Regions from separate parts of the Homo sapiens genome. Here region 2 is linked to region 1. A link is a loop called in an ENCODE intact Hi-C map of the cell type or tissue named here. Cell type or tissue: CD4-positive, alpha-beta T cell. All regions are shown on one strand. Links, peaks and the distances in the headings refer to the core of each region. The heading gives the core; the rest is flanking DNA. Region 1 overlaps UBL3 (ubiquitin like 3). Region 2 holds the start of LINC00385 (long intergenic non-protein coding RNA 385).

What was found. Hi-C counts contacts between places; a loop is a spot of excess contacts. Peaks named below come from ENCODE experiments on the same cell type or tissue, not always from the same donor. Only the 100,000 strongest peaks of a DNase experiment are listed, where the experiment ranks them.
Region 2: it touches region 1 in a loop (24-fold over the local background); 3 of 110 quality-filtered maps call a loop at or near these places.

What each region holds. Positions count from the first base shown.
Region 1 is chr13:29,761,823-29,777,648 of GRCh38, reverse strand. It overlaps UBL3 (ubiquitin like 3), which reads left to right. Exons shown (of 5, transcript NM_007106.4): 2 at 386-494; 3 at 5,451-5,537; 4 at 9,954-10,031; 5 at 10,342-13,278. The coding sequence ends at 10,394. Among named protein-coding and RNA genes, the nearest start is that of UBL3, 81 kb to the left of the region's middle. In CD4-positive, alpha-beta T cell, for the core only: CTCF peaks have their summits at 6,040 and 6,247; a DNase peak (open chromatin) is centred at 6,268.
Region 2 is chr13:30,150,962-30,166,787 of GRCh38, reverse strand. It overlaps LINC00385 (long intergenic non-protein coding RNA 385), which reads right to left and starts at 13,026. Exons shown (of 2, transcript NR_187533.1): 1 at 11,891-13,026. It overlaps LINC00384 (long intergenic non-protein coding RNA 384), which reads left to right and starts at 13,714. Exons shown (of 2, transcript NR_138041.1): 1 at 13,714-13,754; 2 at 14,639-14,902. RefSeq lists enhancers at 6,983-7,392, 12,330-13,529. In CD4-positive, alpha-beta T cell, for the core only: CTCF peaks have their summits at 7,645 and 7,844 (motif pointing right); DNase peaks (open chromatin) are centred at 7,077 and 7,837.

The DNA.
Region 1 (15,826 bases), core at 2,603-10,602:
TAGTGACGAGACCTGCAGTGTCAACATTTTTATTAATTTTTGGGTAAAAATGTATATTCTATAATAATAGTGATAACTTGCAAAAGTTCAATTCTGAACATTGTTGGAGTGATTAAATTTAAAAGTGTAATGAATTTTGGTTTTCCTTTGTTCATTTATTATGGCAAATATGTCTGACACACACACACACCCTTTAAATAATAGGAAATAAAATCAAATATCAAATTCCCATTCTTTTTAAAAAAGTTTTATAGAATTTAAATAAAAACCACAATATGGCATTGGTAATAATTTAGGATGTGATTGAAATGAAAAGCCTTTGAGTCTTCTTTTTTACTTAAAAAATTTTTAGATTTATGTTAAAAGAATCATTGTCTTCTTTCAGATAAATTTGCGCCTCATTTTGGTAAGCGGAAAAACAAAAGAGTTCCTGTTTTCTCCTAACGATTCTGCTTCTGACATTGCAAAGCATGTATATGACAATTGGCCAATGGGTGAGTGATATTTTTCTCTTGAGTATGAATAATGTTGATTCTTATGCCCTACCTTGTCTCACAAACATTTTGAAACTGTTATATAACATTTAAAAGAACAACCGAAAATTGAGAGTATAAGGCTCAGATTTAGAGGATCATTGTACCCTTCCTTATCTTGCTCTTCAGCAGTCTCATTCCCAAATGGTAAAGGAGCCCAGAATGCAATGGCTCTGCTTCTGTCTTAGAACTGTTTTAACGTAAGTGAAAAAAATTTTTTTTTTTTTTTTTTTTTTTTTTTTTTTTGAGATGGAGTCTCGCTATGTCGCCAGGCTGGAGTGCAGTGGCGTGATCTTAGCTCACCGCAACCTCTGCCTCCCGGGCTCAAGTGATTCCCCTACCTCAGCCTCCCGAGTAGCTGGGACTTCAGGCACGTGCCACCACACCCAGCTAATTTTTGTATTTTTGGTAGAAACAGGGTTTCACCATGTCGGCCAGGATGGTCTCGATCTCTTGACCTTGTGATCCACCCACCTCGGCCTCCCAAAGTGTTAGGATTACAGGCGTGAGCCACCGTGCCTAGCCAAAAAATATTTTTAATAAAGAAAAATGCAGCCAGGGATGGTGGCTCATACCTGTAATCCCAGCACTTTGGGAGACCAAAGCAGGAGGATTGCTTGAAGCTAGGAGTGTGAGACCAGCCTGTGCAACATAGCAAGATGTCATCACTGCTAAAAATTTAAAAATTAGCCAGGCATGGTAGCACATGCCTGTAGTCCCAGCTACTTGGGAGGCTGAGGCAGGAGGATCACTTGAGGCCAGGAATTTGAGGCTGCCATGAGCAATTATCACACCACTACATTCCTGCCTGAGCAACAGAGCAAGACCCTGTCTCAAAAAAAAAAAAAAAAAAAGAAAGAAAAGAAAAAAAAGAAAAAAAAACACAAAATAGTGAATATACACACACCTTCATATCAGTAAACCTATTTTTACCAAAACACAAAGAGGAAAGAACAACTATTTTTAACAGATAATACATTCTCTGTGGTCTTCTCTAGATAGCCTATTTAAAATTAAGTTTGAAACAAAGTTAACTTCTAATTCATGTCAGTTCTTATGTTCTCTGAACTACTATAAGGTCAAGATAATTAATGTCTGTCTGTGCTTTCCATTTTCAAGCCAGTAACCATAACAATCTTGGAAAATGTGTTTGGTATTTCTTATTTTCTTTGATTTTTTTTTTATATAATAAGACCGTCAGCTGGGCGTGGTGGCTCACGTCTATAATCCCAGGTCTTTGGGAGGCTGAGACAGGCAGATCACTTGAGGTCAAGGAGTTCAAGACCAACCTGGCCAACATGGTGAAACCCCGTCTCTACTAAAAATACAAAATTTAGCTGGGCATGGTGGTGCACCCCTGTAATCCAAGCTACTCAGGAGGCTGAGGCAGGAGAATCTCTTGAACCCGAGAGGCAGAGCTTGCAGTGAGCTGACATTATGCGTCTGTACTCCCGCCTGGGTGACAGAGCAAGACTCTGTCTCAAAAAAAAAATTGCCTCCCTCAAGTGAATTGTTGGTTTATTTTCTTCCTTTGAACTTCCCCAGTGTCATCTTGATCCTTATGTCATGTATCATAGTGATATGATTTTTTTCAGCTGATTTCACTTAATTTTATTAGCAGTAGCAATTTGAACTTTTAAAGGACAAGACTTATTTTGACAAAGAACATAGTATATGTACAAAATGAGTCAATTAGATTAGTGTTTCTCAACCTTAAATAATATACGGAGCTTTTCTAGAGGAAGATAATTCTTGTAGATCTCTAGTTGCTGACTTAAATTATTTTTATTATAATGCGTATTTTAAAATGTAGAAACTTAAACCCAGTTAAAACTCTTTATTCTTCTTAACTCATATACACAATCATAAAACTAAAAAAGATTGATTCAGAAAATGCAAATATAACTCTGAAACCAATAATGTTCAAGTTAACAACATTAATGTGCTAGATGATGTATTTTTGCCAAAGCCAGCTCACTGCTTACAGCATGAATACTGTTGAGTTTGTCATGCCTATGTTCCTACATAGTGTTTGATGACCAGGTTGTCTGTAGAGTCACCATAAAACCTTTATTTATACAGTATAACAAATTGTTACTCAGTTTTCTCATAGGTAGAATGCATCATTTACTTGTTAAGTGAACCCCTGTTCTGATCTCATTAGCCTCCTAACAATTAAAGAAGTACTGACTGCTTGGCACCAGTACAGTCATAAATTTAATGCACACGTGAGTACTAAAACCCCAAGGCTGCACTTGGGTTATAAAGTCACTATTTAAATCATCTAGACAATCTCCTCCAGATTTCATTAAAATGAAAATACAGATTTTCCAGATTTTCATTAAAAAAAAAAATACAATTTAAAACTTCTTGAAGAGGACTTTTAGACCCTAAGGACATGTCTTGGTGGATTCATAGGCCTAAATTTAAGAAATACTGATTTATACAAATACTTTCAACTACTGGATCTTTCTTCACATTAGTAACCAAGCGGCTAGTTTCTAAGTCAGGGAGATACTGAAGCTATAAAGGTTATAGCTAAGAAAGAATTTCAGAAAAGCTAAAGATATTTGGGATCTAAGAATATTGGCTATTCTTTATAGCCAGGCAGGAATAGATAACTATCAGTATGAAAAGCATTTTTAAATACCCAAGAATGATGTTGTTCTAAGTGTGATACAAAAAGATTACCTTTATGAGATTTTTTTTGGGGGGAGCGGTCATAGTAAGTAATAGCTTTTGATATATGGATATTATAGAAAACATAACACAAGGCAGAAAAAGGGTAATCACTCTGAAATTTATTTGGGCAGTATTGTAACTTAAGGTAAAAGAAATACTTTTACTTTCATAATTACTTACTTAGATATTAAAATTAGTTTAAATTCAAGTATAAGTCTTTGCCATAAATAGTATCCCAAATGAACAGACCATCTACCAGTACTGAATATTGATTGTATCAGTGGATGTTCCCTTATTTTCAAAAAAAAGATTTTGATTCCCAGTATTTCCTCAGGTTGCCAAATCTACTCAGCAGTTTTAGACACTGCAAGGAATAAAGAGAAATACTTTAATTTTTATTTTACATAAAATACTTAAATTAAAAATCTAAGTCTATATTGTATCACATAATGTACTAAAGATCAGCAAATTAAATACTTATTGATGTTAATAACAAATGTGTGGCAAATATTAATAGCAGAAAATACTTCGTGCAACATACTTGTTGAAGGAATTAGTTTTCCTTAGCATACCCTTCTGCTATTTAGTGGAAATATTACTAACAGGTGGAATAGTCAGACACATAGCTATTATTGGGTCAAAGGTTCAAAAAAATCTTGTTATACTTAGGATATGTTAATAACACCTGAAATTCTTCATTTAAGCTATATTCTAAGATTTCTCTAAATTTTAGATCCCTGGAGAGGGGAAGGGAGATAGCATATTACACCAGTGAAGTACGTGGAAATCATGACACTCTGTATAAGATAATGAAACATGGGGCTTCAGGTTTCTGCATCTCAAAAAAAAAATTCAAGTATTTTTAGAATATCAGTCTTTGTTTCCTGTGAATTAAACAATTACTGTCATTTACCTTTGTATCTATGGAGCACTTCCATCTTGACCAGAAATATTCTATTAAACAATAATTTTGGAATTGATGAATTCAAAGCAATTCATACTATAGTGTTAGAGACTTATTTGATCTTTCTTCTAGAATAGGAGGGACCTGGGAACAATGGGATCAGAAGGCAACAAAGCCTTACAGGAGACAGAAGAGGGAAGAGACTAAAGGCATGGAGCGGGGGCAGGAAATGACGGATTCATTTCTCCTCTGCTCATTTCTGCTGTGCCTAAGTTACCTATAGGCAGTGGTTTTATCAAATTCACATTCATCATTTTGAATAGTCAAAAAAAGGGCAAAAGAAAAGTCTCTAGTTACTTCCTTTATCTTCTGTCACTCTTTCAGAATACTTTAAACTATTTTTTTGTGTTAACCATTATCTCTTTCTATAGGAAACAAACACATTAGAATTGTTGACAAAAAAGACAAAGGAATTCTCAGATCATTACTAAACTCAAAGCTTAAATTGTTACATCTGCAAGCTCATGAAAATTACTAAACCTTTACCCTATCATAACACTAGTGTCCTTAAACCTTTATTTTAATGGAGTGGTTTCCATCTTTTACAATAATATAAATTATAGGCTGAAGTTAAATATTCTGTTACCCATTCTGCCTACCAGTTTGTCTTATTTTCTTTGTGTGTACACTTTTCTAGCTTTCATGTTTGTACAGTACCTCCAAATATATATAATTTTTTTGGTTTCTTCCAAGTCTTCATTTTGGGTGAGGTGAACTAAAGTTGTATCTTCTCTAATGTTTACTAACTGACTTCAGATAGACAATAAGATAATATATCAACATTATCCAAAAGTAAACAGTTTTTTTGTTATTCTCAATATCAATATATTAACTGTTTTTTAGATCTTTGTTAAGCCTGCTGTTTTCTAGCCTTAAATGTACATTTTAACAGGTACAAATATTGGAGCATTATAATACTATGTGTTAATTACTGGTAATTGAAATTAATTTTAAAATGATATTTCTTTTTACTCAGTAGGTCTTTCCCAACTCATTTGTATTAACTTTAAACTTGGGGACTACAATTTGGTACATTTTAGTATTCTTTAAGAAGCAAAACGAGTCTTTTTGCAGCTCTTGCTACTTAAAAGAATAAGTAATAACCAAGGTTGCGGTAAATGTATGAATAGTGACTGTTTCTAATAGTAGTAGGAAGCTCCAAGGGCCTTCTTTGTACTCTAACTGATTTGGATCTGAATTTTTAAAACAATATAGTAGTACCTTAATTATATGTTGGAATATACCTAACCAGTACACTGGATTCTTTTCAGACTGGGAAGAAGAGCAGGTCAGCAGTCCAAATATTCTACGACTTATTTATCAAGGACGATTTCTACATGGAAATGTCACATTAGGAGGTAACAGCCACCTTTGTAATGGGATTTAATGTCTGTCTCATGGTAGCATGATTCGCTTGTTTTAAATGTTAATGTCTTTGAATTTGCTAAAAAAAATGATAAATTCAAACTATGAATTCTGCCTATTTCTGGTATGCCTACTCCTTCACATTGTATATTCTGTTAAATTTAGTTTTAGGACTGTAGTAAGTATTTACTACCTTGTGAAATAAACTCTATCCCAGTATAGGTAGGATTCTATACCTACTATTTTTTAAATGTAACGTTATTATATTTCCAAATAATATATAATTCAGATGTAGTATTTTAAACTTAAGACTGGACACACAAACTAGGAAAAATTTATGATAGTTTTCAAATATATGAAGGGATGTTTTCAGATGTTTCTACCTGATACAGTTGCTAATCATGTGAGAATAAAGTAGGTGGCTGACATTAGAGCAGCATTTTAGCATAATAGTTGAAAGAACAGATTTTGGAACTAGACTATTTAAGTTATATGTTAGCTGCACTACTTACTGGCTGTGTAAACCTTGGGCAAGTGACTTAACCAACCTGTGTTCCAGTTTCCTCATCAGTAAAATGGAATTACAGTAGTGCCTACCTCATAGGTTAAGAAGGGTAAATTACTTTATATATTCAAAGTGCTTACGTGCATAAATGGTGCTTGGCACATAGTAAACACCTTAATTGTTAGCTATTATTGTTCTTTATATATGATTGGAGAAATGTAGCTCAATATTGCCCCCTTATGGGGTATATTTTCTACCATCAACAGGATTTGATGGTAGTTTTGAAAATAGGTATTTCAAATATATTCAGATAATTGGAAACGTATAGGCAAATGAAATGGTCTATCTAAATATATATTTCACTGAATATAGTCTGAGTTTTTCCTCTAAACCTAATATTTAATCTATTTTTCCTTAAAGGTAGAATATTTGCATTCATTCATTCAGCATGTATTTATTAAATTCTTATGGGCCAACACTGTGCTAAGCACTTGGGAATACAGGATTGAATAAGACAGAAGCTCTCCCTTCAGGTTGCTCTAGTATTACATAGGACAAACAGATAAAATGCACTGGTAAAAATCCTGGGCAATAAGGGCTAAAGTAGATGAATGCAAATGATTTTATGACAATGTCAAGTGAGTAAAACATTTCAGGCTGTAATCTCACACTGAGTTTCACTGGTAGTATTATAACTGGTCTAAAAAATGCTGCTATCTACTAAGAGATATCTGGCACTTTAAAATGGAGCTTTTTTGATTTGTAGCTTTTTTTTTATAGCTTTTGTATAAATAGATGGACCAACTCTTAATGCTCTTCATGTAAGAATTGACTGTTAGCTCCCTGGCTATATTGTACATTCATTAAGGATGGGACCATGTTCTAGTCTTTTTAAAATTCTCCATGGCTCATACAAGATCTTATGTGAATTAAAAATTGGTAAATGTTGGTTGAATTTAATCTATCGATTATATGAGTGAACCTTGAAATGCTCCATTTCCCTTTTGAGTATTGATCTATGTGAGCAATTTCCCACCAACTCCATTCCTTAATTATCTTTTCTGTTGTGACCTCAGAGTTTGAACTTCATATTAAAGCTCATAGAATTTGTGTTAAAATCAAAACTATTGATTTATTCCCACTAAAGTATAATTTTTTACCAGTATTTTTTTGAAATCTGTTTTAGAATAATGAACAGATTGACTTATGTAATTATTATTGTAATTCTGTGTTGCTGTCCTTCTTTTCAAAAACAATAAACTATCTCTAGTGTAGAAGCATGGCCTGGACCTCCGCGTTAATAATTGTAGCTGGATGTTTGAGCAAGTTTGGATAACAACATTCAACTATTTGTCTTTTGGGTCTCAGTTTTTCTTTTTAGCCTCCCTGTGTTCTTCAATGTGAATAATAAAGAAGATAGCACACAGGGAAATACAACCATCTTTAAATATTTGAGTGGCCTGTGTGGAAGAAGGCTTTGTGTGGCCCTAGAACTTGCTCTGTATAGCCCTGTGAATTAGACTTAGGATCAGTAACTGAAAATCAAAGACAGTTTTCTCTTCAATATAGGAAAGAATATGTGAACATGTTGAGCTACCTAAAGAAAGAATAGACTGCCAGGGAAAGTTAGTGAGATCTTGTTATAGGTAGTGGTCAAGCAGTGGATGACCACGAAGTAGTGGGTATACAGCCATGGGTGGAATTCAGCCATTATGCAGACAAAGTAGGAAGCCTGGGCATTCTCTGCCATTCTTGAAATTTTCTGCTTAAGTTTCAGGTTGAAATGTTTGGTTATCAAATGTCTTAAAACATAGCCCTGAATCCCCCCTTTTTAAAATAGAACCTTTATAGCCATATAGAGTTTCATTTCATTAAAGGAAAGGTGTGACAGCAGCCTTGTTAATCGGAGGGTGAAGAAGATGATCAGCTAAAGCTTTGGCATTCAGTATGGCCCAGATTAGCATTTCCAAAAATGTGGCTCTGAAATAGTGGGCATGAGACTCATCTAGGATACTTATTTTAAAATGCAGATTTCTGCATGCCCTCTCTCCCCAACCCCCATCTCCTAATTTTACTAGTGAATTGAATTCCTGGGTGATTTTTATGTACGCTAAAGGTTGAAAACCTCTATTCTGGATATTGTACTGTGTCATAGGAGAGAGCAGAAGCATCCACAGTGAAAGGAAGAAAACGCATTTTAGATTCTGGTATTCCTCTTCTTTCACATTTTTAAATGTTATTAACATCAATACCTACTATTTCTAGTTAAAATTCAGATGGAGAAGAAAAATAATAGCTCCCACGCATTACATTTGTAACTTCAAATGGTAAGCCTCTCAGGAGCTTTCCAGGCCTGTCTTGACATTTTTTACATATATATCTCAGTTTACCTACCTTTTTTCTCAGATTCATTTTCCTTGCTATCTCAAAATGATGATGGTAGTATATACTGAATGCTTTCTTTGTACCAAGTTCTGTGCAAAGCACTTTGCTTGGATTGTTTGATTTAATGGACACAGCTACAAAGGGCAGGTAATGGAATTAGTATCTCCAGTTTAGTTGAGGAAACAGAAGCTTAGAGGGTAAGTAACTTGCTGAGAGTTACACAGTTGGAAGTAGCAGAGATGAAAATTTGTAATCCAGGTCTGTCTTATTAGAGTCAAGAAGACGGGTATGAGAATGATATACAGCTTGGTATGTGTACATTTTAAGTTCAGTTCAAGGTTTGAAATGTTGATCAGGCTTTCCCAACTATTTAGTGAAAATTTTAATAACATAAAGTCTTACTTACATTTTGATTTAAGTCAGGCCTAGGAAGTTATTCTAAAAGCCTCCCTTTTTTCATTATGTATTTATGGGCCATCGTGCTTCATTTGAACATCAGAGGTTAAAAGTGTAGACCAAATAATGGCTGGCCAACTTTAAATGAGATTGGAACTCACCTTGAATATATGAAATAGTACTAGTGTTGAAGATAATTAGGATTCTTTTTAAAATCTGCATGTTAACCATCATCCTATAGAGCAGGTTTTAAAAAGCAGGTAGCTGGAGTGGAGGATCATTATTGCTAAGTGATGATCTTAGGCCTTACTTCAGTTTGTAGTTTTTGAAGAGAGGGTAGTTTGAGGTGTCAGAACTAAAACATAACAACTATAGAAACAGTTCTAGAAGCTAAATATACCAGCTGCTTCTAATTTTATACACAGAGTAACAAAGGGATTTACCATGAAACTCAGTATTTGTATTTGCCTTAGTGGACATGGGTGTGTGTTCTATGTCTGAAATATTTCATGATAAAATTTATTAAATTTATGAGTGAAAAAATGTTATAAAGACTTGATTAGGAAACAGTGATTATTGATAATGCCAAGAAAGTGATTATTTTAACCTAATCTTTTTAAGAAAGTTCTTTTCTAATGGACGAATACAGGGTGAGAATAAATGTTTAAAATCAAGTTTATTTCTTGCATTTCTACATCATAGTAGCCTGTTCAGTGCAGTAATTTTATTAGGCAATAGACAAGTAATTAGATTTAGAAATGAATATCTCTTAATCTAAACTTTTACCTAATATAGAAAAGAGTATTCTTTTAAAAAAAATTTAATCCTTTCTCCTCTAAAGGTGGCCTCTGATATTAGCCAATTACATATTTTTTCTTATATCATCTCTTAATATGGATAAATGTGTCAAGCAAATGGCTATATAACTGCAAAAAATAATTTCTAAATTTTAAATGTTATTTCTGATAATATTAACCTAATTTTGTGAAGGTACTCTGAGTTAAGTTGAATCTGTTAAAGAAGTCATAAAAAAGCAATCAATTTTTAAAATGGTTTTAAATCTGGATAGTGATTTTAATAGGTCGATATATGTGTAACTAATCATCTTTTGCTTTTCACATAGCATTAAAACTTCCTTTTGGCAAAACAACAGTGATGCATTTGGTGGCCAGAGAGACATTACCAGAGCCAAACTCTCAAGGTAAGCCATGCACTGGAAAAGTATCTCAGTTGAGGCACAAAGACAGGCATTCAAAAATGCTAGGTTTTTCTTGGATATGCTGAGGGAAGGGAAGTTTGCATAGTTTATGAATAGAGATTGTCAAGCAAATAACCAGACATTTTTGAAACATGCTAAAATTAAAAGAACATTTATTACAGCTTCTTAATTTTGAAAAATGCAAACATTTTTAAAAACTCAAAACTACTACTTCCTACACTTGATTGCCTAGCCCATTTTCCCCTCCAGTTCTAGAATTTTTATAAACGAGGCTCTTCTTCGTTTTCCCTAGGTCAGAGGAATCGTGAGAAGACTGGAGAGAGTAATTGTTGTGTAATCCTGTAAACACTGTCTGCCTAGTGTGATGTGATATAGTCTTTGTCTTTCATGCTGCTGGGACAGAAAAGACCCGACATTGCTTCAGAAACCGTTCAGAACAGTCTGCCTGTAAACACATGGAACTGAATTACCACATGAACACTGTCATCTTTTCTCATGAAAGTAAAAAGAACCAAGAACATTTTTCACTCTGATTTTTTATTTCTTGTATTTTTTGTTGAGCTGTTTTAACACATATTGGTTTTTGAATGCAGTCAATCTCCAGGGGAAAAGTTAACAAGTTATCTTTCGTAGCAGAAACCATTTTGCTGCCACAAAATTTTCATCATCAGAACTAATAAATCAAGTGTTCCAAATACAATTTGCATTAAAAAGATTGGCATTATTTTCCTCATCAGCAGAATTTATAACAGTGTGTGGTATCTAGAAATACTTATATATACAATTCCACACTGGAAGACACTCAGCAATTAATGAAGTTAATTACTGGGCCAACTTGAGAGGAAAAAATGGAAAAGAAACTAAAATGTTGGGTGAATTCTACCAAAGTCAGCCGTGGTGGCTGCACTGGCACAGAATACTAAACTGAGTGTGACTATTTTCACTGCAACAAATGAAAAAACAAAATGTGCCTGTTTAAAGCACTCAGTAGAGGGCTGATGAAACTAATTTTTTTTCCTTTAAGACATGCACTCTTGAGTCCTACAGTAACTGAGTGTTTGTTTAGACAGCACAAGAAGGGGTGAGAGTGCGTCTCCTAGCCTTAATGTGGGAGGGTAGTTTCAGTCACTCATCGGCTTTCATTATTGTGCAGAAATATTAGAAAACCTCATTGATCAATTTTATGTATTTGAATATCAGCAAATTGAAATTTTCCATAATTATCATTAATTTGTAACCACATCCAGTGTCATGCTTACTCCTTAGAGTTCAGATGAATTCTTAAAATTAAAAAAAAACTCCATAGTACTAATTTTGTTTCTTTATATAGTTTGCGTTTGATATTAGTGCTTGCAATTGTATTAAAGTCAAAAGCTGATTTTTATGGCATACACAAGAATGCCACTTTTTCTTTTATTTCATACCAATAATTTAAAGATTGATATGCTAAAAACAATTTGCACAGCACTAAAGCATGAGCTACTTTCATCTAAACCTGTAAAAATATGAAAGATTTTTATATTTTTTCACTGGGAAGAAATTCTTCCTGGATGAAATTACAAATATGTGTAGAATATATTTAATAAAAGACTTATAAAATACCTAACTACAGGACTTAAAATATAGATTGGCGCGTAGTATACAGAACAATATTCCATATAAATAAGTTTAGCCTTTATAAAAATGAAGTTGCAGGCTGACATTACATTCTGTACTAAGTGTCAACAGCCCTTACAAACATTAAATGTAAATGGTTTCAAATGGTCAGCGTTGTTTAAATGTAATCATGTTATTTTATTCATTGTTAATGCTTTGATGAAAAGGCTTTATATGCAGTAGATCTACGAAAATATTGTTCATACTGATCAGAATTAAATTTGTATAGAGCAGAGTTTTAAAATGAATGTAAATAGCACTAAACGTTTTCTTTCTGCAACCTGTACTTACAGATTCTTCCTGTAAACTAAATAAAAAAAAAATGATAGTGCATTTTGGTGGTAATTTTAAAGGTCTTGATTAGGTCAATAATTGTTTAAGCACCGTCTCATTCATGTTTTCTACTTTCATTTCTTAAGCTTTTAAAATTCATTTAATTAATATTCTGTTGTTGTTTTGGGGAGTATTCCCAATGTATCTTTGATATTTAACCTGGTTAATTTGTGGACAGTCACAACAATGGATAGAATTATGTAGTCTCCGTTATCACTAAAATGTTATCTTCAAGAGATGTTAAATATTTATATGCTTTGTTGACTAGCTGAAATGTGAATTCTGTTAGTGTTGACTAAAGAATCTGGTAGTTGCTTAATTGGGCAATTAAACAATTTATGGCTCTATTTTGTAAAACAAACTACTGGTAATTATTTTTAATACCTATTTTCATTCTGATTACTCTTTTTTTAAGTTAAAGACTATCAGTTAATTAAGATTGAGTTTTTATGATGGTTAAAAATAATTCTCTATTGGTTTTTCAATATATTTTTCTGTGTGTTCTCAGATTATATATTTCCCTCAATTTAGAGTTTGCTAAGTGAAATAAACTGGTTCACTAGTAGAGAAAGAATTACGTCGCTTAATACCTAATATCATAGTTGTACAATATGAAAAAAAAGAATAAAAAGTAGCAGTAAAATTATATACTGAAAACACCAAAAATTTAGATGCCTTAATAGTATATACGTGAAATACTCAGCTGTCCCTTTAAAAATAATTCCTTGGACTGCCTGGTGGTTAAAATACGATTCCTCATATCCAAGGCTACTTTTGAAGATCCCTCTGCCAAAAATATAGCTCACTTATCTAAAGGTGAGAGCTGCATAGATCCAGTAATGTACATAAAGCCTGAATGATGAGCCTATGTCCCTGCCTAACGCTGGTGTCTCACTCATCTCTTTTACCTAAATTGTCCTGAACTTTGTTAAGTGTTCTGGACAAGGCCAAGCTTTTCTTTATTAAAACCTCAGCATGTCTCCCTGATCTGAACTATTTGCTTTCTCTTCAAGATAAGTTGTATTTTACCATGGAAAAATACAGTATCTAACATTACCATTCACGTTAAATGAAGTTTCCTCATAACATTTATCTTTAGTTTTATGAAGTCATCGTGACCAATGTTACAGTAATTTCTGTTAGCTGATTGTGGTAAACAATGTTTAATGTGAAAAGAAATTAAAACTTTCTTCATCTGTTGTAGAATATTTCTCTTCTTTAAAATGGCTTCTATTCATAATTCTGGTGTATTTGCCTATTCTTTATTTCACTACTGTTTATGTCTTTTTTTCTTTCTTCAGTTAATGATACTCTTCAGTAAAAATCAACATTGAGCCAGCCTTTGCTATAGTTTAGCAAAATCAAAGGGAAGTATCAGCCAAAATTTAATATGCCTTCATACCGTTTTTATTTGTAACTTTTTCGAGCATTCCAGTTTGTTTTCCATTTTTGTGTTATAATATGGTCACTTGTTAGCCAAATGGAGTGATTGGGGTGGAGTGATTGGGGTGGGGGAGAAGGCACATGACCTATAATTACAAACACAGCTATAATTGAAACACAGCTGCAGGCTGTGCTGGAGTCTAGGCACAGTTTTTGTGGCCAGGGTAGGGTGGGGTTCTTGGGTGTGAGCAGTGGTAGTTGGGTGTGACTCCTGGCTTACCCTGACCCCCTGCCAGTTGGTGTGTTTCCTTCAGAAGGCAGTGGCTTCTATGAGGCTTTTACACAGGAGGTGGTTGACTTCTGAAAGAGATCATGGATAGAACTAAATGAGAAACACTTAGTTCTTAAATATCAGAGTTTAAAGCAGTACTGAAATGTGAAAACCAATTTCACTTACTACATTATTTTATAGTCTTCGACAGTGATGTCAGATGTTTGTCTTTTAATATTTTTCATATTCCTCTTTTTCAAAATGACAGCTTTCAAGAAATATGGAGTAGGCATAGTAAATTCCCATTTGGGGAAAGGAAATGCCCATCTCTTCCACGTGAGTCAACCAATAAAAAAGGAGTTGGGTAAACACATTTTCTAAAATGGCTCTGGAAGTGGTTTGTTGTTAGAAGTCTTAGAAGAGTCTGGCTGGTTTTAGAATGTAGTAATTACACATTCAAACATTATTTGGTATCTTTTATTTTCTACACATGTTCTTGAAGCTTATTTGATGTAAGGGAAGTCTTACAATGAAGTGGGAGAAACTTTGCTATAGTTAAATAATACAAGGAGGCAGCAGAACCTGGAGGGGAACCGGGACAAGCCGCAGCAGAGTGGGACCCTCAGAATTCTTGTAGGAACATACAGGAAGACATCTGGGAGTTGGCCAGTTCTCAGTTGTCTGCCAGACGAGATAGTTTTTCTTCTTCCCTGCATGCTGGAACCTGTTTCCCCTTATGTCCTTCCTTACCACATGGTTTTCCGTGGGCATCACTCACCTGGGTTCCATTAGGGTGCCACTCCCCCAGTGTTTCTCAGGAGCATTTTTTTTTAAGTCTGATAATTTTAACACATCTACATTTTGACTGATGCTGTTCGTCAGTCCTCAGAGTTCAGAAAACCACAAGAATAGCTGGGCTTTGGAGTCAAGCCTGACTTTGTTCTGGGTGATTTTGAAGAAGTTACTTAATATCTGAGCTTCAGTTTTTTCATTTATAAAAATTAACACATAGTTTAGAGGGTTGTAAGGTTTATTTTAAAATAAATATTTAGAGCACTGATTTGTCTGAGAACTCATGCAAGCTAGCAAACCTGTCAGAAGGCCTTATGTTGGAAATAAAGTGCTGGGCATCAACGTATACTCTAAACTTTATGGAAGTAGCTTATGAAAAGGCCAGAGAAAATGTGGATGATGCTGTGTTCATTTAAAAGGAAGATGAGTGGGGACATCTCAAAAATAAGCTCTGGAATAGAAGGAAAATAGGGGACCCAGTAATGACACAGCTTCAGATGTGTATATGCGAGGTACCAGGTCATACATAGAGCTTAGACATGTTAACATAAGGACATAAACATAACTGTCAAAATCTGAGATGCTATTTGTTACTAGGGTACAAAAATACACTGTTCAAAAGAAATGGGTCTAATAAAGGTGGGAAACTATATCAAGAATACACAAAGGGAACTTAGACCTGAGAGGGAAAGTAAATGAGGAGTATGTGAATAATGAAAAAAGACAAAAATATGATTGTCAGGTTATATTGTACTTTTTCTTCATCAGATTAAGGCTATGGATTTCTGTTCTGAATCTGCAACAGGAAAACACAGAGACAAGACATGGTAGTGATGCAGTAGTTGGGCTATAAAAGACCTTGCTGGGTGTCTTGTTTGCTAAGAGTCCGATTAACTCTTGACTTGCTGATAATGCCATCCCATTAGGTTACCAGAAGTAACAAAACTGCTGCTCTGGGATTCATTTTGGCCCCGTGGGAAAGAATGATTCTAGAGGAAATGTTAGGAGCCTGCAGCGAACATAGGTGTGCACTCAAATGTTAGTAATGATGAGACTAAGGCAGACACTGGTGGTTGCTTCTCCAGCATCGCTGCTGCTTCCTTGCCAGGATATTGAGGAGTAACTGCTTTCCCCCACCTTGTGGCTTAGGGAAGTAGGACGTTATCCCAGCTCTGTCACCTTTGGTGTAATTGCTTTAGAAGTGGCCATGGGACTCCATCCTGGCAAAGGAGACATGAGGAAACTCTGCTGAGGGTGTTTCTGGGGAAAGTTCCTTCACTCCCAAGGAGACCTTGCAAGAGACTCTTTTTGCCTGTTTACATTATTTTGCCTGAACTTGATG
Region 2 (15,826 bases), core at 3,642-11,641, 390 kb before region 1:
CATGAACATATAGATGGCATTGAAAGCCATGAGTCTGGATGAGCAGGAGTAGGCGGGACGAGAGGACCCAGAAATGACCAATACCAGCCTCCTGGTTCAGGGTGTGAGGGTTGGACAGCATGGACGAGAATACTGGAGAAGCACAGCCCTCTGTCCCTCCTCAGCCTTGTCTCCCACCCTGTCTGCCTCTATAGAGGTATTATTGCATTAATGACATTCACATTAACAACCTTGATTCATAAATAGAAATAAATGAGCAAAGCAACAGCGCGGGGTGAGGCTGAGCACCCAGGTGTGCACTCTGCACTCGGTGCTCCCTCTTGGGCCATCTCAGTAAAGTTCCCTGTACTTCCAGAGGGCAAAGAGCTCTGACGTTAATTTTTAAAAGATTTCTACCAAAGAAAGTGAAACCTTAATTAAGCGTACATCTGAAATTCAAACAGATCAGCTCAGTTTTTGGTAAAATGAATTCACATGGACTAGCTCTTGCCCAGGGACATTGGATAAATGAGAATTGCTGCGTGTGAGTTAAATCAAGGTAGGGGGAGTTGGGAATCAGGGGAAGGAATTCATTCAAGTCCTCCTAGTCCAGGATCAATGACCATCCATTCATTCCTCAGCACTCTCCCCAGGCTGACAATGGGCACGGTTTGCTGGAGAGAGTTCGTATTCCCTGCTCGTATTAATCTTCCCTTTCCAGGGAGCTTGCCAGTTTGCTGAGGAAAACGCACGTCCCGTCAGCATTGCGGATGTGAATGAGAGCTCTTTGTTCCTCTTGCTCCTCCTGGTGACTGGCCCTCTGCTCTCCCAGAGGGACACCATCTTTTTAATCATTTGCCGCATACGGTTGGCTCAACCCAACCAAGCTTTTCTCTGCGCATCTTGTTGCTGCAATCTGTGGTTATAGTTCTTAAAGAAGAGGATGTGTTTTTCTATCCCCAAGGAATGAAGATTTCCACTTGGCATTGTTTTCCACCATCGTGTTTTTGTTGTTGTTGTAGAAATGGAGCAGAAAATCACTGCTGTTCTTTTATTGCCCAACTGTCCATGCCACTTCCAGTCCTCGGGAAGAAAATTGTTTTTGCAGATTTTATTCAGACATTTGGGTTACTCTTTACTGAAATCTTCACCATTCTTTCCTCTGACCAACTCATAATTCTGTGATGGAAAAAAAACCCCACTATTTTCATATCAGTGAAAAACCATCTGCTATTGTCTCCTTTCATTATTTTGCAAGCCATCACTTTGTCACAGGATATTTGTGAAACAGATGAAATGTTTATGCATATGTCATGCAACTTTACATTTTTAAAAAATTATTCCTGAGCTTTACCTATGTAGCAAACACAATGCTTATAGATAGTACTTCCTTCAATCTTCACAGCAACCAGGTGAGGAAACTTGTTTTTAATCCGATTTTATTAATGAGGCAACTGAAGCCAGAGAACTTGAATATCTTGCCGAAGGCCACACACAAGCTCAGCAGTGAGTGCTCTTCACAATGGCATCTGCTGCCCCTCATGAGATCAACTGCACCTCACAGCAAGAAGCTCTTATTTTCCAAGTTTGTGCATTTTGCATACCAATCACAATTTGAACCAAAATACTTCATGCTTCATTTTTGCCAAAGAGTTTAACACAGTGCATGTCAACTCCTAAAGAGATGCTGCACAGACTCATGCAACCAATTACACTAAGAGTAACAGGTTTGTGTAGGATGGTAAGGCTTAGAACTCCTTTTAAATGGTTTATTTTTCAAACCTGTAGCCCTGATTTAGAGCAAGCATTTTGTACCACTTGAAAGTTTTTGATTATACAACAACCAAAGAGTTATAAAATTTGAGCTATAGTAGCATGACAGGTTAACTCCAGCCAAGAGGCTCAGGTGAAAGAAAGACATGGTGGCAATGAGGAATTTCCATTAAATCTTAATTTCTTTCAGACTCCTAGCAGATACCCTCTCTAGAAGAGGGGGAGTTGGTCAAAAATGTCTTAAACTCATTTGGCAGATATTGGGAGCACCTGCTTACTAAGGTTCTAGGTTGAATGATTAGGGATAGATTTTGACAACGTGCTTGACTTGGTCATAGACTTACATAGTTACACTGGACAAGTCACAGAGACATTTTAAGGGATAAGCAAGATATAAATAGAAGTTCTGTTTTGTCCCGTGACCTGCAGGATCCTCTTGGTTGTCCCTGGGATGCAAGCGCCCTGCCGTGGGACCACTGCCTTCATGGTCACCACTTCCATCTCACTGATTCTTGTTTTTTCTAGGCTCTGGGAATCCACCTGCTCTTCAGATTGACACATTCTTTCGTTAGATATAAATACCTTCAATCAGATTACGGTGACGTCTCCGGGCCTTGGAGCCATTCTCTCTCTCTAAGCAGACTCTCTGCATCCTGACTGATTTACGGTTTGCCTCAGCAATCGGATTTCCTCCAGTTCTAAGCCCTCCAGGGCACATGTCAATCTCCTGTTAGGCTTGCAGCCTGCACTTTCCGTTTGCCTCCCAAGCTTTCCTCTGTGAAACCCTGTTCATTCTTCTCATGCATAATTTCCATTTCCCCACAGAGGCCGTAAACTCCACGAGGATATAGATTAATCTAAAATCTGTCTGTTTTCCTAGTGCCAAGTATGGTGCTTAGGAACAGCAGGGATTTCTTAAAGTTTGCTGATATTAGAACTTTCCACATCGACACGTGGTCAAATAGAAAACTCACAACTCATAATTGCTTCAGATCTTATAAATTCAAGTCTTGCAATTAAGCATAAAGGTAAATAGAATTCTAATACAATTTTTAAAAAAGACTTTTGCGTTAATAGCCTTCCTAGTTGCCCTTCTGGAAACTCCTCAGGAAGGAAAACATGTAAACGTCCTGACATGTGCCTGAGCTGAACTTTGCTCATTGATGGCTGGCCACAGTGTTTTAGTTCTTCCAAAAACTCCTCCTTTTGGTTTATTTGCCAACAGACTTCAGCTTCTTGAGCAAAGTGGCCTCCAGCCTCAACCTTAGCCTGGAGTTGCTGGAATTGGCCCTGAGGTGTTGCCAGACCTGACATTGAAAGAAGAGCAAAGGCAAGGCTGGAAGGATCTTAGAGAAGTTTCCACACTGAAGAGGTTACAAGAAAGAGGAAGCTCCCATAGTTCCTGCCCACAGGGAGACACACTCATAGTTAATGAGCATCTGTTATGTGCCAGGCACTGTTCTAGTATCTCTTCTAGTATCTAGTATCTCTAGTATTTTTCTCTATATCACAGAGCTGGTAGGTGTGTGGTGGAGCCAGAATTGGAACCCAGGTCCATCGGACTCGGAAAGACCAGGGCTTCATCTAGCATCTCCTGCTAGGCCTGGGGATTCCAGAAAATGGCCCATTTTTTAGCATCTTTCCTTGACTCTTCTACCTCTATCAGAAAGTGTCTTTGCCCTGTTTTCCTGGTAGCGTTCCTTTCTGATTAAGGTGGACTGGCAGTACGAAGGTTGTGATTAGTGATCGTGGGCCCACATCCCTCTCTGGCAACCTAGGTACATTCGACGCAGGTTTCTTAGGGCTACGCATAACACAACTGTGACAGAAGATATTTGAGGGCAGGCTAGCCTGTGCGGCTGATATAGTTTGGATGTTTTTCCCCTCAAAATCTCATGTTAAAATGTGATCCCCAATGTTGGAGGTGGGGCCTGGTGGGAGGTGTTTGGGTCATGGGGTGGATTCCTCATGAAAGGCTTGATGCCGTCCTCGGTAATGAGTGAGTTCTTGTTCTGTTAGTTCACCTGACAGCTGGTTGTTGAAAGGAGCCTGGCACCGCCCCACGTCTCTCTCTTGTCCCCCTGTTACCATGTGACATGCCTGCTCCGTCTTCACCTTCCATCATGATTGTAAGCTTCCTGAGGCCTCACCAGAAGCTGAGCAGATGCCAGTGCCATGCATGTACACAGCCTGCAGAACCATGAGCCAAATAAACGTCTTTTCTTTCTAAATTACCCAGCCTCAATATTCCTTTATAGCAATGCAAAACAGACTCACCAGGGGCTTTCTCAGATCACGTCACATAAACGGCCGTCTCTTGCGGCACACTTCTAGGCCTGTTGGGGTTTGTCAGGTTTAAGTCCTGGCAACAGTGGGAGACTAATTATGGATAATTACACTCTCCGCAGTCCTTACCTCGGGCTACATTGTAAAGACCACCAATGCACATAAGAACTGATTCTATTTGTTGCTTAATTAGAATGGAGGAGCAGTGAGCTGTTTTAAGAGAAATGTGTCTCTCCTTGTGCCGGCCCTTCCTTCAAGTTTAATTGAGATGTTTAGAGTTGTCGGTGCTTTTGAACATGATCTCAGTAAACTTTGCTCATTGATGGCTGGCCACAGTGTTTTATTTCTTCCCAAAACTCCTCCTTTTGGTTTATTTGCCAACAGACTTCAGCTTCTTGAGCAAAGTTACTGATGAGGGTTTTGCCCAAGAAGCCAAAGTCTGTTGGCAAACAAACCAAAAGGAGAAGATTTTTGTCTGTTTGTTTTTTTGACAGAGTCTTGCTCTGCTGTCCAGGCTGGAGTGCAATGGCATGATCTCAGCTCACTGCAACCTCTACCTCCCAGGTTCAAGTGATTCTCCTGCCTTAGCCTCCCAGGTAGCCGGGATTACAGGCACACACTACCATGCCTGGCTAATTTTTTATATTTTTAGTAGAGACAGGGTTTTGCCATGTTGGCCAGGGCTAGTCTCGAACTGCTGACCTCAGCAGATCCGACTTGCCTCAGCCTCCCAAAGTGCTGGGATTATAGGTGTGAGCCACCACACCCAGATGGAGTTTTAATACTGTACAAAATTGCACTCCTCTTCACCGAAGTGGGTTCAGGCGTCGTGTCATCCTATGTGTATCCTGTCCTCTGGTCTTTCTAAGCCATGGAAAAGTAGTCTCTCTGCTCTTTGAGCCCCATTCAACTTCAAAATGCAACAGAAATTTCAACAAGGTAGTACCTTTGTGTGTGCAGAGCCCCATTGTAGGTTCAGTGATGGGACAGGTGGAAGGTGCTATCTCTAATGGTGACAAATGACAGGCTGCCCACATTCTGAACACTCGATGCTTTTGAAATGTCCTTACTTCATTTACTTTTTTTTTTTGAGACAGAGTCTCGCTCTGTCATCTAGTCTGGAGTGCAATGGCGCGATCTTGGCTCACTGCAACCTCCGCCTCCTGGGTTCAAGTGATTCTCTGTGCCTTAGCCTCCTGAGTAGCTGGGATTACAGGTACCTGCCACCACGCCTGGCTAATTTTTGTATTTTTAGTAGAGATGGGGTTTTGCCATGTTGGCCAGGCTGGTCTCGAACTCCCAACCTCAGGTGATCCACCCACCTCTGCCTCCCAAAGTGCTGGGGTTACAGGTGTGAGCCACTGTGCCCAGCCTCATGGATGTCAATGAGGAAGGCATTGCTATCCCCATTTTACAGATAAGAAAGCTGGTCGGGTGTGGTGGCTCACACCTGTAATCCCAGCACTTTGGGAGGCTGAGGCAGGTGGATCGCCTGAGGCCAGGAGTTCGAGACCAGCCTGACCAATATAGCGAAACTCTGTCTCTACTAAAAATACAAAAATTAGCCGGGTGTGGTGGCATGCGCCTGTAGTCTCAGCTACTCGGGAGGCTGAGACAGGAGAATGGCATGAACCCGGGAGAACTGCTTGAATCTGGGAGGCGGAGGTTGCAGGGGAGACTCCGTCTCAAAAAAAAAAAAAAAAAACCTGAGGGTCAGAGAGCCTGAGTTACATGGTTGTTAGTGAAAGAGCCAGGATTTGAAGTCAGGCCTGGCCCCAAAGCTCATGCTCTTTCCACAGCCTTTGAACTCAGGTGACTGTGTGGCCTTCAGTGCTGATGGGCATGGGGTTGGGGATGATGGCTGGTGGCCTTTATTGCACGGCCATTGCGCATTAATCCTAGATTGACATACAACTCCTTGCCAAATCTGAGGAGTTTATTTGTAGTTCTTTCAACCTATCTCTGTATTGGGAGCTATAGTTTTGTTCTCTTCTCAATTGATGTTCTCTTCTCATCTAGCTCCCAGTCAGTAAACCCTGTCAGGTGTGTTTTAGGGTCTGACAGACATGGGCAACTTCACTTTCCTGTACCAGATGGTAATTTTGTTCATTTTACTCCAACGAGATGGGAATTAGAGGACATAAAAGACCAGCCAATAGGTTTCATGTTCCTTTTTATTTTTCCCCACTACAATGCAATGTCAAGTACTATCCAGGTCATACCTGCATGGCGGGATTCTTCGATGAGCCAAGCAGTCCTGGGCCCCAGAGCTGGGGCTGATCCTGTAGAGATGAGGGTGGACACGTCAGATTTACTCATGCATCTCAGCCCAGTCTTTGCAAGAACAGTTCCAGCCCGTTCTAGCAAAAGAGAGAGAGAGTGTGTGTATGTGTGTGTGTGTGTGTGTGTGTGTGTGTGTGTGTGACCTTTTCCCCAGGGAAGAATTGTAGGTCCCTAGTAACATCTCATCATAACTTTATTTTATCTTAATCAGCCACAGGGATGAGTTTCTCTCCAATTCACTGATAGAGACATTGTCAAAAGAGCAAATATAAATGATTCCTTTTCTTTTGAGACGGAGTCTCGCTCTGTTGCCCAGACTGGAGTGCAGTGGCATGATCTTGGCTCACTGCAACCTCCACCTCCCAGGTTCAAGCAATTCTCCTGCCTCAGCCTCCAAAGTAGCGGGGATTACAGGTGCCTGCTACCACGCCTGGCTAATTTTTGTATTTTCAGTAGAGACGGGGTTTCATCATGTTGGCCAGGCTGGTCTCGAACTCCTGACCTCAGGTGATCTGCCCGCCTCAGCCTCCCAAAGTGCTGGGATTACAAGCGTGAGCCACTGTGGCCAGCAATATAAATGATTCCTAAAGAGGAATGGGGGAATCTTCAAGCACGGATTTGCTGGTATAGTATTTCTTCTCCCTTGATGCAGAGACATCACTCCTCCCTTGTGAAGAGCCCATAGTCTTGGCTTGTTGATCTCATTGGCTTCCCAAGAGAAGGATGAATCATTATGCGGTGGTGTCAGGGTGACTCCAGCCACATGGGGGGATTCCCCTGACTGAAGTGCTTCCCACAGAATGTGAAGATCTTAGGCTTTCTGCTTTTCTCATGTTACAAAGGAAGAAACAGAGACCCTCGAGGTGGCAGGATGAGTCAACGTCACAGGGTGAGCAGGAGAGCCAGGACAGGCCCCTGGCAGGGCACTGAGCTCCTCTGGTGGGCCTTTGACCTCCCAGCAGGAAAATATCAACAGCCCTGTTTGTTCCATGTCCTCTGGGGACGTTTGTGAGAAAAGTCCATGCAGCTCTACACAAAAGCACAGAGCAGTGCTCTTTAAAAGAAGTGTTGTTCTAAAATAAAGATCTTCTAGGAAACTGCATCTCCAAAAGACAGTGTGGGGTGGTAGGAAGAGCGCTGGATGGAGGTCAGACCGTTTTGTCCTGTTTTCACCATGAATCATTTGCATGACCTTGGGGAAGTCATTTTACCTCCGGGGACTTTGGTTTATAAAATGAAGCAGTTGAGCTCGATGGGGTGGTTTTCCAATTTATCTGATGGTGGAGCAACTTCTGAAATTCCCCAATGGTGGAAAACTTTTCTTAGGAACCCAGTATATAAAACAGATAAAACGGGAGCTGCACTTGTTGAAGATCGGGTGAACACAGGGCCAGGAATCCACTCACTCTGGGCACCTTCCCAAACCCCAGACTTCCCAGGGACCCACAGGGCTCCACACAGTGCCGGAGTCGCTGCAGGCCTCCCTCACACACTGCCATATTTCTTACCAGGAGATGGCTCTCTTACCTCATTTCCAAACTGTACTACTTGGAGGAAAAGTTATTGATCAAACTAGTTTGTGGTCTTGCTGAGGAAAAATGCCTTCTGAACTCAGCTGGAGGAAACCACCAGGCAATGTGCCCTCATTGACCCTGCCCTGTGGTTTATAACAATGGGCCACCAGCATCCATGACTGGAGACCCTCCTCCCATTCTGCCATTCTGCCTCCTGAAGAATGCACTCCTAGACTAGCATGGAAGACATGGATCTTTTCTACCCCCAACATCCCAATGAGACCATCCTTAAATCAATGAAGCATAGCACTAAGGTCTGAATGTTTGTGCCTCTACCCCAATTCATATGCAAAATCCTAACCCCCCAGGTGATGGTATCAGCAGATGGGGCCTTTTGAGAGGTGATCAGGTCATGAGGACAGAGCCCTCATGAATGGGACTAGTACCCTTAGAAAAGAGACTGCAGAGAGCTAGCCAGTGCATACCACCATGTGAGGACACATGGAAGGTGTCATCTATGAGGAAGAGGCCCTCACCAGACACTGCTAGTGGCTTGATCTTGGACTTCCCAGCCTCTGGAACTGTGGGAAACAAATGTTTGTTGTTTATAAGCTGCCTCATTTATGGTATTTTTGTTATGCCAGCCCAAATGAAGAAAACAGAATATTTTTTTCTGTTTCAGAAAAAAATTTTCTGAATTTTTTTTCTGTTTCAGGAAAACAGAATAATTTTTAAAATACCTAAATGAGCATTAAAGTAAAATAGGAACAGTCACTTCCAAGATGGTTGGCTACAGTGTTCTTCTCCAACTAACCCTCCCCTTGAGAACAACTAGAAAACTGCATAAAATATTTTCGAAACTCTGCTGAGGGTATCAGAGTGCTCCCAGGGCAGTGAGGACTTGAGGAACCAAAATCAAGAGGAGAAGGGGATCACAGAGAGGGTGCCGGACATTCAGGTCCACTTTCCCTGCTGAAGCATTTGCCAATTCAGAGTGTCGGTGGAGGGGCTGAGAAGCTGAGTAGAACTTTGGGCAGTCTCACAGGGCTGGGGAAACACACCTCAGTGTTCAGGCCCTGCTGTGCAGGAGGCGGCCAGGCAAGCACTCCAGACTTTCAGGTGGGGCAGCGGACGGGATATCCCCAGGCAAAACGCTGAACCAGAAATAGACCCATCTTCACAAAGACCGAAACCAGCTTTGAATCAGCTCATCCAGTCTGGCTTAAGACAATCTGCCCCTGGCCTAAATGCCTGCCAAAAGCAAAAGTAAATCCTCTGCAGGCAGGCGGATAACATCATCTAGTATCTCAGATTATATCAATGATGTTGTATTTAGAATATCTGGTATTCAAAACAGAGAGATAGGTGTGAGACCCAGTTTGGGAACTGGCCCGGGGGTCTGGTTCAGCATATGATTTCTCATGAGGTGGGCAGTTCTTTGCAGAGGGGCCCATGTGATGGTGCTAACAGTGTTAGCTGCGGTGCAGAGGATGGTGTGAGCTGTGCACACTCTCTCATCTTCTCCAAACAACAGCTCGGGTGTCGCTGTTGTGATCTTTCTCATTTCACAGGTGAGAACACAGGCTGGGGGGTCTGACTTATGTCTATCTGACTACATAGCCTGCTTCTCCGCAGGGGCTCTTATTTGTGAATGTTGTGGGGTGACGGGCTCAAGGAAGATACTCACTCTGCGACTTAGCTTCAGGGCCTGGCTTAAGACTTGTTAAAGGAAACACTCATTTATCGGACGTCACATGCAGACAGCTCCTGGGTCTAAGAGGTACAGAGCACCACATCTGCAGGGGCGGCATGTCATACCACTTGGCTGGAGCTCCAGTGTCAACTTGCTGACGGCTGCTAATGCTGAGCAACGGTTGCCCGAACGTGGGACTGAATTCCTCCTCATCTCCTGGGAGGCCGGCATGGAAGGTGAAGCAGATGCCTTCACACCTCTGGGACCATGGACTGGGGGCCCTGCAGTGGGTTTCCCAGGCACGCCCTCAGGGAGTCCAAGCAGAAACCTGGAGCCCCGAGAAAGCTCTCTTGGGAAGTCACTGGGAGCTGCAGGATGTTCTTAGCAAGCACCTCATTCAGAGGGTTTTGAATTGGGCTCCTTGGGCCCTGGAAGTTCTTTGGAGCAATGCGGGGTGGGGCGGGGGAAAGGGGACAGGAGGGCTCGGCCCTGCCCAGCCCCGGATAAGCAGTATGTTTCACCCTGATCTGCTTTTTACATTGATGTTACACATAAGATTTTATTGTTTAAAATGTTTAACTTTTTTTTAATTTAAAAAAAGAGTCCAACTCTTTTTTTAAAAAGCTGCAAGATGGCCTTTCTGATCTAAGCTTATTGGAGAGATGAATATCTCAGGCCCAGTGAGGGTAGCTGATGTCTCCACACACAGAGACAATGGCAGAGCCATGAGCGTGGTTTTTCCCGACGACTTCCCCTGCCCTGAGTCAGGCCTGTAAAGACGGTACTAAAATATACACTGGATGATGTGTGTTGATGCTGAGCCTAGAAGACACGCCAGATTGTCCTCTACCCCAGACAGAAAGTAGTGACAGCCAGGCTCCAGAGGCAGGTATGGGCCAGCTAGTTATGACGGTGTTTTAATAGCAGGGCAGGGTTAAGGTCAGGAAGTTCTCTTCCTCTGAAATAGCTGGCCCCACAGCACAATGCCTGCCGGTCTGATGCCTAGGTCCAAGGCAAGAGGCGGCTTCCTCTTGGCCAGGACCCGCCTGGTCCTCAGCCTCCTTCGCTCTTCCCTTCCCTGAACCCCTTCCCAGAGTGGGGTTGGGGCAGGGGTCACCGACAGAGCCTCTTCTAGTTCTTATTTCCCCTTCCAGAGCCCTCCTCAGAACTCACCGGTGACTGTCAACAAAATGCCCCTAATTTAACTTTGGGAGTAATGAATCAATCTGGGTAAAATACCTATGCATTTTAGGAAGAAGAGAGAGCATTTCGGTGTCTCCTCCATCTTCTGTGAGTCAGGGCCTGCTCAGGTGGCCAGAGCAGGCACCTCAAGGAGAAATGCCTCAGCCCGTGTGGAGGTCACAAATTCCAAAAACATTCTTCTCCCCACAACTTTTTCCCCTTTAATGACACTTGCTATAAATTGCCAGATACTTTAAGTACTTAGGGCTGACTGCTTTTCCTCTTCCCAGCCACCACCCCTTCTGAGGGCAGCCCCGTGTCTTCTCTTCATTTCCATCCCAGCACACCAGCCTGCCACCCGGGCACCACCTTGGATGCTTCAGTCTCCTCACTCCCCACTTCCAGTGTATCGCCCACTCAGAAGTCCTTCTTGAGTCCTTTCCCTCTCCTCCACCCTCCTACCAGGGCTTTAGCTCAGGGGCACCCTCTTTTGCCAGCACACGCCCCTCTCCAGATTGACTGGCAGGTGCCCCCTCCATGGGGCAGAGGTAGATCACCAAGCTCTCATTTGGGCCACGGGCTGGCCTCCCAGCACCTCTGCATCGATGCTCATCCGTTCTGCCCATCACGAGGATACTGACTTCCCCTCCTGTGTGCTGGTATCACGCTTTGCCAGCATACACGACGGCAGAGGACACAGACCTGGACATGACTTCCTGGGTCATATAGACCAACTGGGGAGACCAGCAGCAGCCAGGGAGAAACACACCTGTGCTTTCTCCCTGTGCTCCATCCTCTAGATCAGGAGGCCGGGGTGTCCTTGAGGAGGAGGGAGGCTCAGAGGGCTGAAGGGGACAATTCAGCCAGGTGGCGAGGGGAGGGGAGATGCCAAAGGTCTGGAGGTGCTCATGTGCCCTGCCTGCAGGGGGAGGCGGGGTGAGTGGAGCACAATGGGCGGGGGGAGCCTGGTGAGGGCTGACACTGGCGAGGACCTGCGGGAGCTGGTGTGGGATCTGGAACAATCCAGCGTGAGGCCCAGGGTATGGACTTGGGGTCCGACTGCCTAGGTCCAAATCCGGGCTCTATCCCTCACTAGTCTGTGATTGGGCCAGAGCCTTCACCTCCCTGGACCTCCGTTTCCTCACTGTAAAGTGGGACGGTGTGATAATAGACATCTTACCTTCAGAGTTGTGTGGGGAGAAGGAATGAACTGCGGAAAGCCTCTAGCAGACGGCCCACTGAACCGTGAGCGCGGTCCTGCTGACTGAGGGGCTCTGCGCAGCCTCACGGCCTCGCTGCGCTCTCAAGGCCGCTCGTGGTTGTGTGGAGATCACAGCAATGGGGGCGAGAGTGGACGCCGGAGTGCAGGTGGGGCTGGTGCAGACCTCCAGGTGCGGGTAACGGGGACTGGCCCGGGGTGGTGACGGGGGAGATGCAGGGAATGGGCAGACAGGAGAGATACTTGGGGCAAGAACAAACAGGACTTGCTGATGGAGTCGGTATGGGGTGGGGGTGCAATAAGGGACATTGACCCTCAGGTGTGTGGGCTTGGAAACTAGGAGCGTGACGAGATTGTGCATCTGAGAAGTTTCTCTGACTTGCCCAAGGTCACACAAGGTGTAGGTGGCAGAGCTGGGGTTGTTCTGACAACGAGGTGCGGTTCTTTCCTCTGCACAAGCCGGCTTCCTGGGATCGTGGCTCTTCTGGGGAGAGGGACCTTGGAGAGCGCCTGCCTTCGGGCAGGAGAATCTCCACTGGACGAGAGAGAATCTGGAGGTCAGGTGGTTTTCTGGAACGCACATAGCCAGGGAGGGGGAAGCAGGCAGGGGCTGCATCTGGCTGCCTGGGGTGGGCAGGCACTCTCTGTTCCATGCCACACAGAGAGTCCCCAAGGCCTTTCTGAAAAGCTCTTCCCAGCCCTTCCGTGATAAACAACCTGCTGTCCCCGGCTCCGGGCGGGAAGAATCTAAGGGGAGACGCTCCTCCGTTAGTCACGCAAGCTTGCCTGGGTGGTTAGCACAATGAAGCCGTCAAGCCACTAGGCAGGAAGGGCGGGAGCTGGCGTTTCAAGCACCGCTGCCCACCCGAGGGATGTGCAGGGTAGCAACAGCCCACGCCGGCGGTGGGGAGCAGCCTGGTCACCCACAGGAGCTTGTGAGGCCCGAGGAGTGTCCGTGTGGCAAGGCCCCTGCCCCAGCTTTTCATTTATGAAACAGAGCGTGACCTCCAGAACTCACTGGGGTTCTGTATGACGGAGCTCCCCGCGTTGGGCAAGCAGGGTGACCCCGTCCTCCATCATGGCTCTCTCACTGTGACGCCGACCCTCGGTCCCCACGCTCGGCTTGCAGTAGAACGTTTCCTCTCTCCAGGTTGTCATGACAATTTTCACTGAGAAGCTGTTTCTGTAGAGGGAGCAAAAAAAGAAACAGGGGGAAATGCTTATTAAAGCCAGGCCTAGTGAGTCTGAGGATTTCAGTGGTGTCTTTACATTCTCAGTGGCTTCTGAAGAAAAAGTGGAATTTCTGTCCTCTACACCAGCTGGCTGCTAGGAACTTTGCTGTTATATAGAGGCAATGCATGAAGTCCAGAATCCATTACATTATACTAATTATAGTAATAATGATAATAACAATTAAATGTGAGCCTTCAAAGGCAGGTCCCCTCCGGCAGAATCCATTAAGGAGAATGGGTGTAATTATTCGGGCAGTGGAGGCACAGTGCAATTTTAGGGGTGGTCAGTGTTATCCTGATAACAATCCCATTCTCTCCTCCTTCGTCACTGGCCATCTGGCCTTCCAGTGTCTTCTCCCCAGATCTCAACCATCTGTCCATCAATGTCTCACTAATTATTGCAAACAATTCTGTGTAAAATGAGAAGAAAGTAAAGGTTAACTTTCCCATTTTACAGATTAGTCATTGTCTTCCTGAACAAACAGTGAGGAAACCCAGGGGAGGTGACCCCTCAGTGAATGTATCCTACAGAAGAGCCGGATCTGGAACTCTGCTTGAGCAAGCCAGTGTAAAAATTACAACAGCTTACTGAGGTTTCTATTTTTCCTTATTTTTCTCTCTGCACTAAACAAACACACATTCATTGTGGTAAATCTGAAATACATAGAAAAGCCTAAAAGAAAAATCACCCCAAATCTTAATGTCTGGGATTAAACCTAATACCGAGGAATACCTTGTCCACCCAAGCTTGGTGGCTGATGTGAGTCAGGTCAGGAGGGATTGGGAGGTACAGTTCTGTCTTCACGCCCCCCTCCTGGAAGGCTGCAGACTTCTGGAGCTGCATCCATACCCATACAGCTCTAGAACCTCCGCCTGTGTGGGGTTGCGTGTCAAACACTGGAGCTTCTGGAGCTGCCTGGGCTTTGGCTCATTAGAACTCAGGGATGAAGTAGAAACTGTAGGTCCCTGCTGAAGAGCATCCAGTCTTTCCATTCATCCGTTGAGCATGCACCAAGGCATTGAGAGGATAGAGATGATGTTGTGAGGATACAGATAGAGATATAAAGAAGCTGTAGTCCTTATCTTTAAGCAGCTTGCAGACTAACTTGGGAAACAGATGCTTGAATGAACTAGTAAAACTGTGCTCAGCAATGCGCTTCATTTTACGGATGAGCAGAGGGAGGCAGAAATGCAACGTGGTTGTTAGGGTCTGAGTGCAGCAAGTCCCCATTTCAAGATCAAATTTCAGGTGATAGACAACCTCCAAGGTACCCCCCAATGACCCTTGATTTTTGCACCTCATATGGTCTCTTCCCACGCTGCATCAGGGTTGGTCTGTGAGGCCAGCTGATGTGGCAGAGCTGATGATATGTGACTTCCAAGGCTGGGCAGGAAAGGCATTGAGGCTTCCACCTTGTTTTGTGGATCACTTGTTCAGAGGGAAGTCAGCCAAAATATTCTGTGAATTCTCAAATAGCCCTGTGCAGAAGCTGATATTGAGAGCATGGAGGCTTCCTGCTAAAGGCCAGCATCAGCTTGTCAGCCACACAGGTGAGGCTGGGAGAGGATCCTCAGTCCTGATCAAGACTTCAGATGAGATCACAGCCCTGGCTGACATCTGACTGCAACTTCATGAGAGACCCTGAGCCACAGCCCCCAGCCCAGCCACTCCTGAATTTCTGGTCCACAGAAACTGTAAGAGATGTAAATAAATTATTATTGCTGCTTTTAAGCCACTAAATTTTAGGATGATTTGTTATGTAGTATTTGACAAAAAATACAGTATCTCTAGTTTCTCTCCCCCACATACACAGTGTTCATTTTGTGCCGTACACCAGGCTAAGGGATTTGCATTTGTAATCTGATTTAATCCTCACAACAGTAAGGCGGTAATGCCTATGAGGTGAGTATCAGTCTTATTTCCATCTGACAGATGAGGGTGCGAGGACGTAGAGAGGGGAAGGAGTTTGCTCAAGGTCAGGCAGCTATAAACTGGCAGTGCCTGCATTTGAAGTCAATGCTGCCTGACCCCAAAGCCCAAGCTCTTAACCACAACAGGTCTTGTGTTTTCTTGTAAATGCTCAGCCTAGGAAATATTTGTTGATGTTATATGCCACAGACACTGCCAGAGCCTGAGATACGCACCTGTCCCATGGTGCTGAGGGTGGGCTCTGGCAACATCATCGTAGCTAGTGGCCTCTCATTGAAGGCCCCAGGCCCCCTTCCTCATATCAGACCCTGCCTCCTTTCTCCAGATTCCAGGCTGCTGACTCCTTGGGTCTCTTTCCTCCACTGCTCCCTGACTGGCAGCAAAGAGACACAGGGTCTCAGCTGTCCCCAAAGACACACCCACAGGCCCTGTCTGTGGGAAGAGTTTTCTTGGTCACTGCCAGAGAACATGCTGGGAAAATGAAAATAAGCAACAGTGGAGAAGTCGTAAAGGTCACAGAAGCCCATAATGTTTCTGGAGTCCTGGTCCTTCACACAACATTTGTTACAAATCTGCCTTGTGCCAGGCACTTTTCTGGGCAGGCGGCGCAGATCGGCGAAGAAAGCAGACAGTGGTCCCACCTTGAGGGAGTTTAAATGGAGAGAGAGGGCAGTCAACAGTCATCTAAATTCGACAGGCTGCTCAGGGGAGAGTGCTGTGGAGGACAGGAAGGCG